2 separate regions of the Homo sapiens genome follow, and region 1 is linked to region 2. A link is a contact called in ENCODE Hi-C or POLR2A ChIA-PET data. All regions are on one chromosome and are shown on one strand. The core of a region is the stretch at or near the end of the contact, and the rest is flanking DNA. Distances in the headings are between cores, read along the strand shown.

Region 1 (6,024 bases), core at 2,055-4,554, 8.7 Mb before region 2:
CAGCCGGGCCTCCAGGCTTGCTCACTCACTCACAAACCGACTCCTCGCGGGCTGAGCATGCAGTCATAGTGGCCACGGGATCTGGGCGGGGATGAAAGACAAATGCATTCTGCCAGGCTGAGTGGGCAGGGCACCTCCTGCAGCCAGCCCAGGGCTGGAGGTCTCCAGCTGGCAAAGCGGCCCTGAAATAAATCCTGTGTCATGTGTTAAGAGAATAAAGCAAACTGGGGAGAAGGCAGGTGAGTGTGAGTGAAATTTGGCAAACACTGCACTAACATGAAAAATCTAAGAAATCTTCCCACCAAATGCTAGCTCAGGACACTGTTAGCACTTTTATTAAGGACTTTAAAACATGTTGTGGATATAAAAGGGTACTCCATTTAGAGCTACTAGTGTTTCCTCACTCCCCACTATATGAGACCCAGCTGGGGCATTTCTCTTTCACCTCCAGCTGCTCCTTCTCATTGAGCTTAAAGACCATCAGCTGGGCCTGGAGGCCATGCTCCTCAATTGAGTTCCTGTGTGGCCAGTAATAGGCAAACATGGTCCCTTGTCTCAAACCCGGCCATGACTAGGGAGTAAATGTGCACTTGGGCAGGTTAGTTAACTGCTGAGCCTCAGTTTTTTAGTCTGTGAAATGGATATCATGCTTACCCCCTGGAGTTCATTCATTCAATAACTTACTGGGCAGCTATTATGTACCAAAAACTGGGAATGAGGCGTTAACAATATAGTTTCTACCCTAGCAGAGCTAATTTCAGGGCAGAAGAGACAGACCCACACATAAAAATTTTAATAGCCAAGATGAGTTAGACATTCATTACATTTTATAAGTATGAGACAGAAAAATAGGGGTGACCTTTGGAATATACTTAAAAAGTAACATATAAATGAGACCCAGAGGGCCAAAAGGAACCTGCTGTCTAAATGATGGGGTGAAGAGCATTCCCAAGTAGAGGGAACCCAGCCGGCAGAGGTGGGAAAGAGGTCATAAGAAAGGACTTAGGCAAGGCAGGCAGTGGTCCGAAGCGGGTGAGGGGAGAAGACTTGTTAAAGAAATTGGATTTTATGCAATGATCAATGGGACCCCACTGAGGGCTTTAAGAAGGGGAGTCCGATTTACATTTATTTTTTTGAGACAGAGTCTCGCTCTGCCGCTCAGGCTGGAGCGCAATGGCGCAATCTCGGCTCACTCCAACCTCTCTGCCTCCCAGGTTCAAGCAATTCTCCTACCTTAGCCTCCCGAGGAGCTAGGATTACAGGCATCCACCATCACGCTCGGCTAATTTTTCTATTTTTGTAGAGACGGGGTTTCACCATGTTGCCCGGGCTGATCTCAAACTCCTAACCTCAAGTGATTCAGCCGCCTCGGCCTCCCAAAGTGCTAGGATGACAGGCGTGAGTCACCGCGCCCGGCCTTCGATTTGCCTTTTTAATACAGCTGTGTGCTCCAACTCTGCGGAGAATGGGTTGAAGACAAAGGAAGTGAGAGGGCTCTTGCTGAAGGCGTTGGGGACGGAGCAGATTCAGAACGTGAGGAAGTGACGGCAGCAGCTGCTAACCTTACTGCGTGCTCATTTGGGGCCGGCCAGGCACGATTCGAAGCGCCTCACCAAGTGTAAACTCGCTTCACCCTCAGGACAACTCTATACTACGTACCGTGACCGTCCTCCTATACTGGGAAACCGAGCACAGAAAGCTTAAGCGCCTGGCACGTGGTGGGCGCTTTCCTACTCACTTTCTGGGACCACGCACCTGTAAGCTTAGGTCTGGGAATAAAAACCCGAGCAGGGGCCCCTAGCGCCGCGCCCCGGCAGGACACAGGTCTCCGCAGCGCCCGTGCGCGCCCCCTGAGGCGCTGTGATCGGAGGAAACCGAGGCCCCGGGGCCGAGGCGACCCTGCCCCATCTTCCCGGCCGCGCCGCTTCCTCGCGGTCCGCCTCCAGCCCTGCCGGACCCCAGCAGCCCGCGCACCGCGACTCGGCCAGGAGCAGGATCCCGGGCCCGACCGCAGCCCGCGAGAGACCGCACCGAGTCCGCGCCCACTGCCGCCCAACACGTACCTGAGGCGCACAGAACCAACGCTTGCCTCGGATCCCGCCCCTTCGGCGGCCGCCGCGCATGCGCGCAGTTCAAACCCTGGCGGCAGCGGCTTGTGCCTCGAGGCCCGGCCCCTTCCCCTTCCGGAGAGCCCACCGCTGGGTCCTAAAGCCCGCCGGGTGTTTACCCAGGACGGGGCTGGGGAAACCTGGTCTCTCCTAGCTCTTGGCTTACTTCCTGGAGACTTCTTAAAACGAGAGGAGAACCAGAAAGGCGTCCCCTAACTTCGCTCTAGTTAACTAATAGCAAGACTCACCCTCTTTACAGGATTCTCATGGCTCAGGCTCCCAGGGCTCCATGCAGCGGCGTTTGGTTTAAAGTGGAGAGAGGATACGCTTAGGTTAAAGGCAGCTGCAAGGAGACCTGTGTCCTGGGAGGGGCTGGGTGCAGACTTTGAAATCTGCTGCAAAATAAAAAGTTAAATGAGTTCCCATTGGACTCAGAACCTCGAATGTCTGTTCCTTCTTCGCAACAGTTGCGTTCTCGTAAAATCTTCTGAGAAAAGGAACTCGCCCCACGTTCCTTGCCTTTAATAAGGATGTTTGCTGTGGGATTTGGGCTCGGTGCTGTTTATGGTATTTATTCTTGGAATCTCTTTCACACTAGGCATCTCTTCCAGAGGACTGAGTGAAATACATCTGTGTAAATATAACGGCTCGTTTCGTTCTTTCATTGAAGATCTACTTTGTGCCAGGCACAGTGCTAGGTGCTGGGATTATCTTGAGGACATAACAGATGTAGTAGCTGCCCTAGGAGCTCGATCCCAATGACTTGCTGATCTGAACGAGAATCCTGGACTTGGCTCTTTTCGTTTGGTTCTTCTTGTTTGTTCACAGTCTTTTTGTCTCCTATAACGTTTAGCATAGTGTCATAGATCTAAATGATTAAAAGTAACCTATTGCAAGATGGAGGGAGAGAATGAAATAAATCATGAACCAGGCATTGAACCAGCACCTAGAAGCGCTTGGATTTCCAGCCGCGCTCAACGAGTTAAGGGACAGTCAGGGGGTGGAGCCAAGTGCTGGGGGCAGGCCTGGGCGCCTCACTGCCAGGGCGGCTCCAAGGAAACGTAATTAAACAAAGACTCTGGCCAATAGCCCTGCGGGATTAACGCGAGTGGCTGGCAGGTTGTCCAATGGGAGGAGACGTCGGAGTTGCGCGGTGAAGTTCGGCTTCCTGAGCCGCGGTGGGCGTGGCCGCGGTAGGCTGCCAGCCAGGCTGGGAAAGCGGTGGTAGCTGGTTGGGTTGCTGGGGCTCGGTTGTTGTAGTCGCGATGTTCTTCTCCGAGGCCAGAGCCAGGTCGCGGACGTGGGAAGCCAGTCCCTCGGAACACAGGAAGTGGGTGGAAGTAGGTTTCCGGAGGGCGACTGAGCCTCGGACTTCAGCTTGGCCTGGGCCTCTCGCTTCCTCTCCCGTGTCTGGGTCTCACTCTGCCGGGTGTGCAGATAAGACCTGGGCTGCCTGTCCAAAGGGTCGTGGTTAATGACTGATCCTGGAGCTGCAGGGCTCCTGGCTCCCCGTCCAGGACTACGGCTACCTCCAAGTTCCATCTCCTTTCTCTCTATATAGTCTATTAATGGTAACCTTGAGTCTGCATCTCTCCCGCCTTTCAAAGCCAGCCCCTTTGCCTCACCTTCCTAACTCCAGGACTGAATTTTGGGTAGAATTTATCTCAGTGGCCTAAATGAATTAATTTGCGTCACCTAGCGGTTAACTCGTTTGCACTTTGAGGGAAATTTCAGCCCATGTTTAAGAAAATTTCAGTCCATCTTTAAGATTTCTTGAGAATTAATATTGGGATAATGAAATTCTATTTTCATACTCTACCGCTGGGCCAAGTTTTAGATTTTCGAGGTCCAAACTGTATAATAAACTAGTAATAAAAATAAACCATTTCTGTCTCATTAACTAAAGCTATTTAATGTTCTTCAGGTATTTAAAGCATGTGATGAAGATCACAAAGGATATCTCAGCAGAGAGGACTTTAAAACTGCTGTTGTAATGCTGTTTGGGTACAAGCCCTCCAAGGTAGAGCTTTCTTATATATTTGGGGATGGGGTAGACGATCAAAGGTGAATGGATCCTAAGAAAAGTTCACAGGGCTAGCTTAGGATGTTTATAAATTGCTTTATAAGCAATTTCAGAGATGTGTCCAGTGCTGAATTTTAGCTTCCTCTTAACACCTCAGCCCAGAGATGAAGTAGAAATCTTTTCCACTGGAGTCTACACAAGCCTATCTCACCACCAGGCTGCTAATAACTACTATAAATACAAGATGCTAGAGAGGTGCCAAGAGGGAAGACTGAGAGGGGAGTGTTGGTAACAGGAGAAATTTACATAGGACATGACATAGTCTCTTTCTCGTTTTACTTTTGTTGCTTTGTTTATAAAATACATCCACGGTCAAAAAATTAAAACAGTGCAGAAAGGTATAAAGTTGAGCATAAAATCCGCTCGCCGCCTACCAGAGGGTCCCACTCCTAGGGGATTACCATTAACAGTTTTTTTGTGTAATTCTGAAATTTTCTATCCATGACATACATATGCATAGTCTTTTATTGAAAACATAAATGGGTAAATATTGTGCCTACTTTAACTTGCTTTTCTCATTTAACAATATATCAACCTAAAAGCACACACCACTACTGCATTTTAAAATATGGTTGCATATTCTTTTTAGCCAGGTTCCTGTCTGGGGTTATATAGGTGGGGTTTTTTTTTTTTTTCTGCCAACATTGCTGCAATGATACACACATTTATGTCCTTGTGGCTGTATATCTGTGGAATAAGTTCCTAGAAGTATAACTGCTAGGTCATGGAATATGTACGTTTAAAATTTTGTTAGATATTTGCTCTCCAGAAAAGATTGCACCAATTCACCAATAATGAGAGTTGAGCTGAGCCTCCATGAACCTCCTGCTTGAGTAGGGCAAGTTTCCTGCTCACCCCTGTCTTTATGCTTTTCTGCTTTCCTGTTACATTCATTCGAGAGACAACACCCTTCTTGTTAAGCTGGAATTAGTCAGAGTCAAGATATTGTCCAGATTCAAGAAATTGAGCTGCCACCATCAAGCAAAGGAAGCACTCAGAGCTCAGCCTGGAATGCCATCCCTCACTCTCATTAGACCAGACAGCTTGGCAGTTAATTAGGGCCCAGCTGTTCTCCTCATGAGTGGACTGTGCCTTTCTGTCAGATTGAAAGCCCAGCAAAGCCAGGGACCCTGTGATGTCATGCCTCTCCGCCCTATTTGTGTCAACAGAACATACTTACTGTGAAGTTGTGATGCACAATAAGTATTAATATATTCTCTTGACCCAAGTAGGTTGCATGAACAGCTCAGGTGGGTTCAGAGTGGCTCAGCTATGAGGGGCTGCCTAGTTACTGAGAAGCTTATTATGGAGCTCAGAGAAGTAGTCAGGGCTGACTCTTAGAAATGGCAGCTCTCCTGTTTACCTGTAATCATTTCAGTTGGAATTACAAAGCAGGTCAGCTGAAAAGAGTCAGCCTGTGAAGCATTGTATTTAACTTGGATTCACCTGGAAAGGTATCTTGTCTCATTTTTGCCTTTATCACCCTTGAGTCTATTTGGTTTCAATTTTAGAATGAGGAATTTAATGACAGATACAGTGATGTAACATACTGTACATACACTCCATGAAATTTAACAGATTTTACTTTTCATATTGAGGTGAGGTTTTCTATTTTATTTTTTAAGCAAATGAACTATTTAGTAACCGCAGGTCACTAAACGGTATTTACTAATAGCATGTCACCTATAAACTTAGTCATTTGTACAATGAACTTTTATTATGCAGGTGACACTTAATTTCTGTGAAATTCAACAGATTTTTTTAGACTAGGTTGAGGTTTGGGGTTTAATTTTTTAATATTGCTTTTGAGCAAATGAAATATTCACTGACTGC
Region 2 (6,221 bases), core at 1,653-4,152:
CTGTATCCTCCCAAAGTGCCCAATACATACTGAGCATACATACATACATACATACAAAGTGCCCAATACACACTGAGCATACATACATACAAAGTGCCCAATACATACTGAGCATACATACATACATACATACAAAGTGCCCAATACATACTGAGCACTAGGGCCTAAATATGCCTCAAAACTAGTTTTGTTTTTTTTCTTTCTTCACTATTTAAGAAAATGGAGTTTGCTGGGAAGTCACAAGATTTTAGTTTAAGCCAATTTCCACAATCTTTTTAGACTCTTCTCTTTCTTGGCATTGTTGCTAAAATAGTCATTTGGACAGTAAAATATTTAAATGTTTGGACACAGAAGGTTTGCTGTCATTTTGTTGATGGTGTAGCAAAATTTATACATCGATTTTTTTTCCCTTTTCTTCTCTTGTTTTACAGTTATCTAGTGTTTAGGCTGCATATTAAAAGAAAGACGCAACATTTTAACTCCCAGTATAAATCATTTTGAAGTTAAAAAAAACACATAAACATTCATCACAAGGAGAGTACTATTATGTATCTATCTAAGTACATAGCTGCTACAAAGTGTAAGATCACAAACAGCAAATCCTGTATAAATGTTTTATATAGTAGAAAGAGCTGTTAAAGTTAGAAACGTCATTCAAGCTGTAGGAGACCAAGAATAAAAAGTTCAGATAGAAACAATTTAAATATGATGCTAAATGTAATCTTACTTGGGAGAAGTTTTCTCTCACAAATTTTGTTTTGTGAATTAAAGGGCTGCAGCTTCCAAGTATTCAGTCCTACAATTTTGGTATAACAGAAAATATTTCTTTCCGAAACTAAACTGGATGGCACACATATGTTGCAATGAAGGCATATAACAGCTATTGAGGGACTGGAAAACCAATATATTGGAATGGAATCCATGATGGCTAGATGCCAGACACACAAGCAATCTAAGTTCCTGGGTAAATATTAACCAAGTGCTTAGGTCTTGTTGCAATCTAGGTGTAAAGAGAGAAGCCAACTCAGAGCCTCCAGGGAGTCTGATGGTCTTAAGGAGGCCAAGACTAGGTTTTCTGCCATTTTAATCCAGTAACTACAATCCATTATTTCACAGATTAATTCTGTGAAGAGCAAACCTCGTAGCTTTTCTTCCCTGTCCTGTCTGCAGTGGTTTTAACTTTAATTGATGGCGAAACTACTCAACCTTTTAGTCAAGAATATCAATAGTAGGGGGGAAAACTAGGTGGAAGGTGAGGGATTCCATGTGCAAAGCGTTTGGGAGTATGTAATAGGGAGGTAACAAGAAGTCCTCTCAATATGTAGTAAAACTTAACAGGAATGGTATTGTTTAGTGTAAATTTTCGGGCTGTCACCTGAATATTAAATGAATTACAAATGTTGATAGAATCATAACTTTATATAATATACCAAGAACACTGATTTCCTGTGATTTTTTTCTTTAAGTGTCCCAGACCATGCAGCTGTGCAGGAAACTGGGAAGCAACTGTTAACAGGGGAATGGACTTGGCGTGAAAAGAAATGTCAAGGTTCATAGATATCCTCTACACCCATTCACAATCTCCCATTTTCTGAGTATTCAAGGCCTCTGGTTTCTCTAATCCCTTTCTTCAAGTCTTGGCAAGATGCATTTTTTTTCCTCTTTGGTAAGACGCCTTTGATATTCTTCAAATCTGGTTTCACCAGCACAGAACTTTGACGTTTCGTTTTGCTTTGTCTCTGGAAGACAAACTCCCTCACTCATCCACGCGACATTTCAAGTCCCTCAAAATTCCCAGGGACAAGAAAACTAGGTACTATGAATTCTGCCTTCCAAACAGCATTCTCTGTTCTGCTTGCAAGGTCGATATAAAGGCAGGATTTGCTTGGGCAGAACAAGTCAAAAGCTTATTGAATTGCACTTATTGAATTGAACATGGAACACAGCCGGCTTGCTCTCTTATAGCGAGAGGCCATGCGAGTTGGTGGGTCAAGGGCATGCATTTCAAAGTGATCAGTCACTATACGTTGGCCACATGGAGTCGCAGTATTTTGGCAATATTTTTAAAAACCAGGGAAAGTTACTGTGCTGTTACAATCCAAAGGCTGGTGGGGTTTTCTTCCACCCCGCATTTCCACTAGCGTGATAAATTATTTAAAGTACGTGGCCTAGTAGAGGACTAACCTCTGGGTAACATAAGCCTAGTCTTCGCAGCGTACCCACTGTGGAAACAAACGAATCAGACGTTACTAATTGTGGAATGTTAAAAGTAGGCCCCGATCGGCTTTTACTCCCTTTGGAAAATCCTACACAATTCTGCGCGCGAAAGACCCACCCTCGGTGAGGCGGTGAGGCGCGAACGCCGCGAAGCTCACAGTCAAAGCCTCGCTGACAAATCAAGAGATGACTCCGCATTTAAAACCTTCCCGAATAGGAACGCGCCAGAGGCCGGAAGCCACGCCACGTGACCAGTCCTCCTCCGCGGCCATTCCTAGCGAGGCAGTAGGCACCGCCTCTGTCACATTTCCTAGCTCCTAAAGCGCGGGACCAGGCGGAAACGTGCGACAGGAGGCGGTCCCACCTAGCTTTGGACTGGAGTGTCAGTAGAACTCCCGTCTTTTCCAGCAACGCTTTGCAAGTTCTTCACCGCAAAGAACTGCCGCAGACTTCCGCCTGGGTGCCAACCACGTGATCACGCGAGCGTTGGAGAGGCGTAGGTCCGATTTCACTACTTCACTCCCCGGGCTCCGCCAGTCCAGTACCCGCCACGGCGCGTGACAACGCGGCTCGCCGGCGGCCTCCGCCCCGGCGCGCCTGCGCACGCGGCTCTCGCGGTGTCTCGCGCTCAGCCCCGCCCACCTCTGCCCCCGCCCTTTCCGCCCCTCCCTCCCCCTTCACCCTGTCTCTCGGCGGCGGCGGCGGCGGCGGTGGTGGCTCGCGCAGCTTGTTGGCTCGCTATATAAAGGAGAGAAGCGGGCGGACCGGACGGCTGGAGCTGCAGCCGGTGGCGGCAGCGGCGGCGCAGGGAGCGGTGACCGGTGGTGGTTTCCCTCCTTGGCGCGGGGTGGGGAGCGGGCAACGCCCCCCGGACCCCTGAAGGGTCGTGGCTTTTTTTTTTTTTTTAAGGCGATTCTCGAGGTTTTCAGCTGCGGGAGGAGTGCCCCCCTCCTCCTCCTCTCTCCGCTCTCCCCTACTCCTTCAGGATTGATTTTGTTTAAAATTTTTTCCCCAATCTTGCGGTGATTTGGGTCACCCTCCGGGTGTTATAGTTTTTTTTTTTTTGGTTTTGTTTTTATCTTGTTTTCTTGGGGTTGCCCCCTCTTGTTTGTGTTGTGTGTGGAAATGGCGAACTCGGCAAATACAAACACCGTGGTAAGGACGTGGTTCGGTGGCCGGCGGGGGCTTCGTTCAGGCTGCAGCAACGGCCGGACCGGGCGGGGGCGGGGACGGCGGCGACTCCCGGCCTCGACTCTTCAGCCGCCCGCGCGGCCGCCGCCGCCGCCGCTTCCCGCCTCGGGCGGATCGGGCCGGAGCGCCGGGCGGCGGGCGCGGGGGGGCGCCGAGGGCTCGCGGCGCGGGGAGGGCGGGGGCGCCGGTGGGGCCTGGGGCCGCCGCGGGCCGGGCCGGGCCGCGGAGGCGGTTGGGCCCGGTCGGGCGCGCAGCCCCGGCCCCAGAACCCGGCCGCCGGGAGGGAGGGCGGGAGGGGAGCCGCCGCTTCCCCCCGAGGGGCCCGTCCGCGCTGGCTTGACGAGGGCTCCCCGAGTGGCTACAGAACAAAAACTGTGTGTGGGGAATCGGGCGAACCCCCGAGACCCATCGTGATCCACTTTAATGCAGTGGAAGATTAATGGTTACTTTGGGGGTTTCTTAGGTTGTTTTTGGCGGCTGTGCTTTGGGAACCTTCTCTGAGGCCATTTTATGTTTAAAAAAAGGACGAAGGTTGGTTGAAAAGCACTTATCTCAGTTCCTTCCGAATGGGTAAAATGGCGAAGGGGAAGACCCCCATCGTATCTTCGCCTAGCAGAAGCACCAAAACAAACAAAAAAAGCCTGCAGTGGTCCAAGTGTCCCCGCTTTCGCCTTGAAATTTACCTACTTCTTCCCGTTGGTCCCTTTTTGTTACTTGCGATCACGTAGGTTTGCAAAAAGCAGTCACATAAATAACCTTTTCAGTCACCAACGCAGTGTGATCACTAGTCCACCCAACTCTTATTTTTATGATGACAATAAAACACGTTTTTTGCCCGGTCCCAAATGCCGCAGACCAGCCCGCGGCCGCCCGACACCGTACCGTTGGCGACTCGGGTCTAACCATCATGGCTGCGGCCGCTTACCCTGCTTTTCAGTCCCTGAGCCTTGTGGTCCTCCTCCCTTTGGCTGCCCTGTTTATATAGAGCCATTGCCGCTCTCTAATATAGACTCTGCCAGGATGGGAAGGTGCTTTTCAGGCCTACGTCACCGCCTCTCCATTTAAACACCAGATCCGGCTTTAAATAGTGAGAGCTGCTGAGAGCGGGGCTGGGAGGTGCGTGCTCCCGAGGCAAGAGCCAGGCGTGTGCAGAGCTCAGTTTATTTCTAGGTCCTTTTTTCACCCTGTGATTTCGCACCCGTCGCGGGCTGCTTTCAGAGCCCCAAGTTTTGGTTTTGTTCCCAGCAGCAGCTAGGATTTGCCTTCTTTGTTTGCTAGGGGGAATATATCCGAATCGCTGTCCCTTTTTGTTTACAATTTTCAAAATTAATTATTTAAAACAAAGAGTTTTAGATCAGATGGTCTAGCCATTTTTCTTATGTGCATTATTTTCGGGAATTTAAAAAACTGCTTTCTACATGGAAAATGTTAGCTGCAGAGGACTTGGTTTTGGTAGTGTTTTGTTCAAGTATTCAGGAAATAATGTTAGAAATATAGCTCCTAATATTTCATTATGTTTTCCTATAGTAAATATAAAAGACACGAGGCTTTTCAGAGAAATAGATAAGTACCTAAAGCTTCAGTATAGGACCATTTATGTGTAGGAGAATCGTGAGTAGAGGGAAGAGACAGACTGCAAACTAGATTAAAAAAAAATCTAAGTAGAACTTTATTGCCTTGGATATTAACATGGGTATCCGGTATAAAAATTATTCCAATTTATTTTCCAGCATTGCATCAGGGAATTAACATTTTTGAAGGAAACCTAACAAATGACTTAATAATGCCACTAGTGGCCCTCTGATTTACCAGTTCTTAAGTTTGAAATAACCTGTTTTTTAAAAATTAGGACAAACTTAAATTGTATTTCGTGAAAGAAACTTTGCCTCAAGTATTAGTGTAGAATTTTAAGCAATAATTTAGAAATTGCTTATTTCAAATACTCCTATGTGCCCACATACTTTTCAAAAATTAGTATCTTGAAGGCTTTTCAAATTGTGAACAATTCTGCTAAATTACTCGTTAGGCATATATTTTGTGAAGAATACACATTTCCCTTCCTTCACCTATAGGGCTTATGAAGCTGTTAAGTGGTCAAGTTGTGAGTTCATTAAGGCACAAAAATAAAATCTTAATGATTTATTAAGTTGAGAGTACTAGAAGAAAGCAGATTTATACCTACACATGTCTGGATCTCCAAGCAAAAGGTTTTTAGAGGTAACTGACTTCAGAAACGCCAAAACACCATCTAGTTTACTGAAAAGCATACATATTGTCAATTTGAGATTTATACTCCCAATTTAAAATACATTGCCCTCCTAACGCCTCGAGGAGTAATTATTGGTTAAAAAAAAAAAAGCACTTTATAGAGATACTTTTGTAATTCAGTTAAGTCACTTTAGGCAAGATGATGTCCATAGTCAGATATACTTTCCTTATATATAGAATTAGAATGTTAAAGTAGGGACTATAGAAATGTGCATTTTACAGATGAATAAACTTCAAGAGGCGGATTTGGCAAAATAAAGCAGGTTAGTGAGTGAACAGTAAAGCAAGAACCCAGATATTTGAATTGGTTTTCTTGTAATGAGAAGGATTAAATAGTATTTAATGGTTGAGGTAAATTGTATTGACAAACTCATTTGTATTTGTTTGTTTTCTGAGACAGGGTCTGGGCCTGTCACCCAGGCTGGAGGGCAGTGGTGCAATCTTGGCTCACTGCACCCTCTCCCTCCTGGGCTCAAGCCATCCTCCCACCTCAGCCTCCCAAGCAGCTGGGACTACAGGCACGTGCCACCACTCCTGGCTAATTT

What was found. A loop is a pair of places that touch in the nucleus more often than their neighbours do. ChIA-PET counts read pairs that join two places held with the same protein, here RNA polymerase II (POLR2A). Pooled maps may share reads with other maps.
Region 1: a loop to region 2 is called in a pooled map, with 8 times the contacts of the local background. The contact joins the promoter of EFCAB11 here to the promoter of GTF2A1 in region 2. A Hi-C loop is called at or near these places in 1 of 50 pooled maps. POLR2A ChIA-PET finds 5 or more read pairs at or near these places in 2 of 52 experiments (Caco-2 and naive thymus-derived CD4-positive, alpha-beta T cell).

The regions. Positions count from the first base shown.
Region 1 is chr14:89,952,010-89,958,033 of GRCh38, reverse strand. EFCAB11 (EF-hand calcium binding domain 11) reads left to right here and starts at 3,304. Exons shown (of 6, transcript NM_145231.4): 1 at 3,304-3,448; 2 at 4,033-4,128. The coding sequence starts at 3,374. It overlaps TDP1 (tyrosyl-DNA phosphodiesterase 1), which reads right to left and starts at 2,107. Exons shown (of 17, transcript NM_018319.4): 1 at 2,064-2,107; 2 at 1,234-1,456. RefSeq lists enhancers at 1-49, 3,075-3,575 and a silencer at 1,780-2,009.
Region 2 is chr14:81,217,640-81,223,860 of GRCh38, reverse strand. GTF2A1 (general transcription factor IIA subunit 1) reads left to right here and starts at 2,902. Exons shown (of 9, transcript NM_015859.4): 1 at 2,902-3,372. The coding sequence starts at 3,343. It overlaps GTF2A1-AS1 (GTF2A1 antisense RNA 1), which reads right to left and starts at 2,643. Exons shown (of 2, transcript NR_135252.1): 1 at 2,336-2,643; 2 at 481-2,222. RefSeq lists silencers at 2,738-3,037, 3,068-3,117, 3,648-3,767 and enhancers at 4,108-4,197, 4,238-4,307, 4,180-4,688.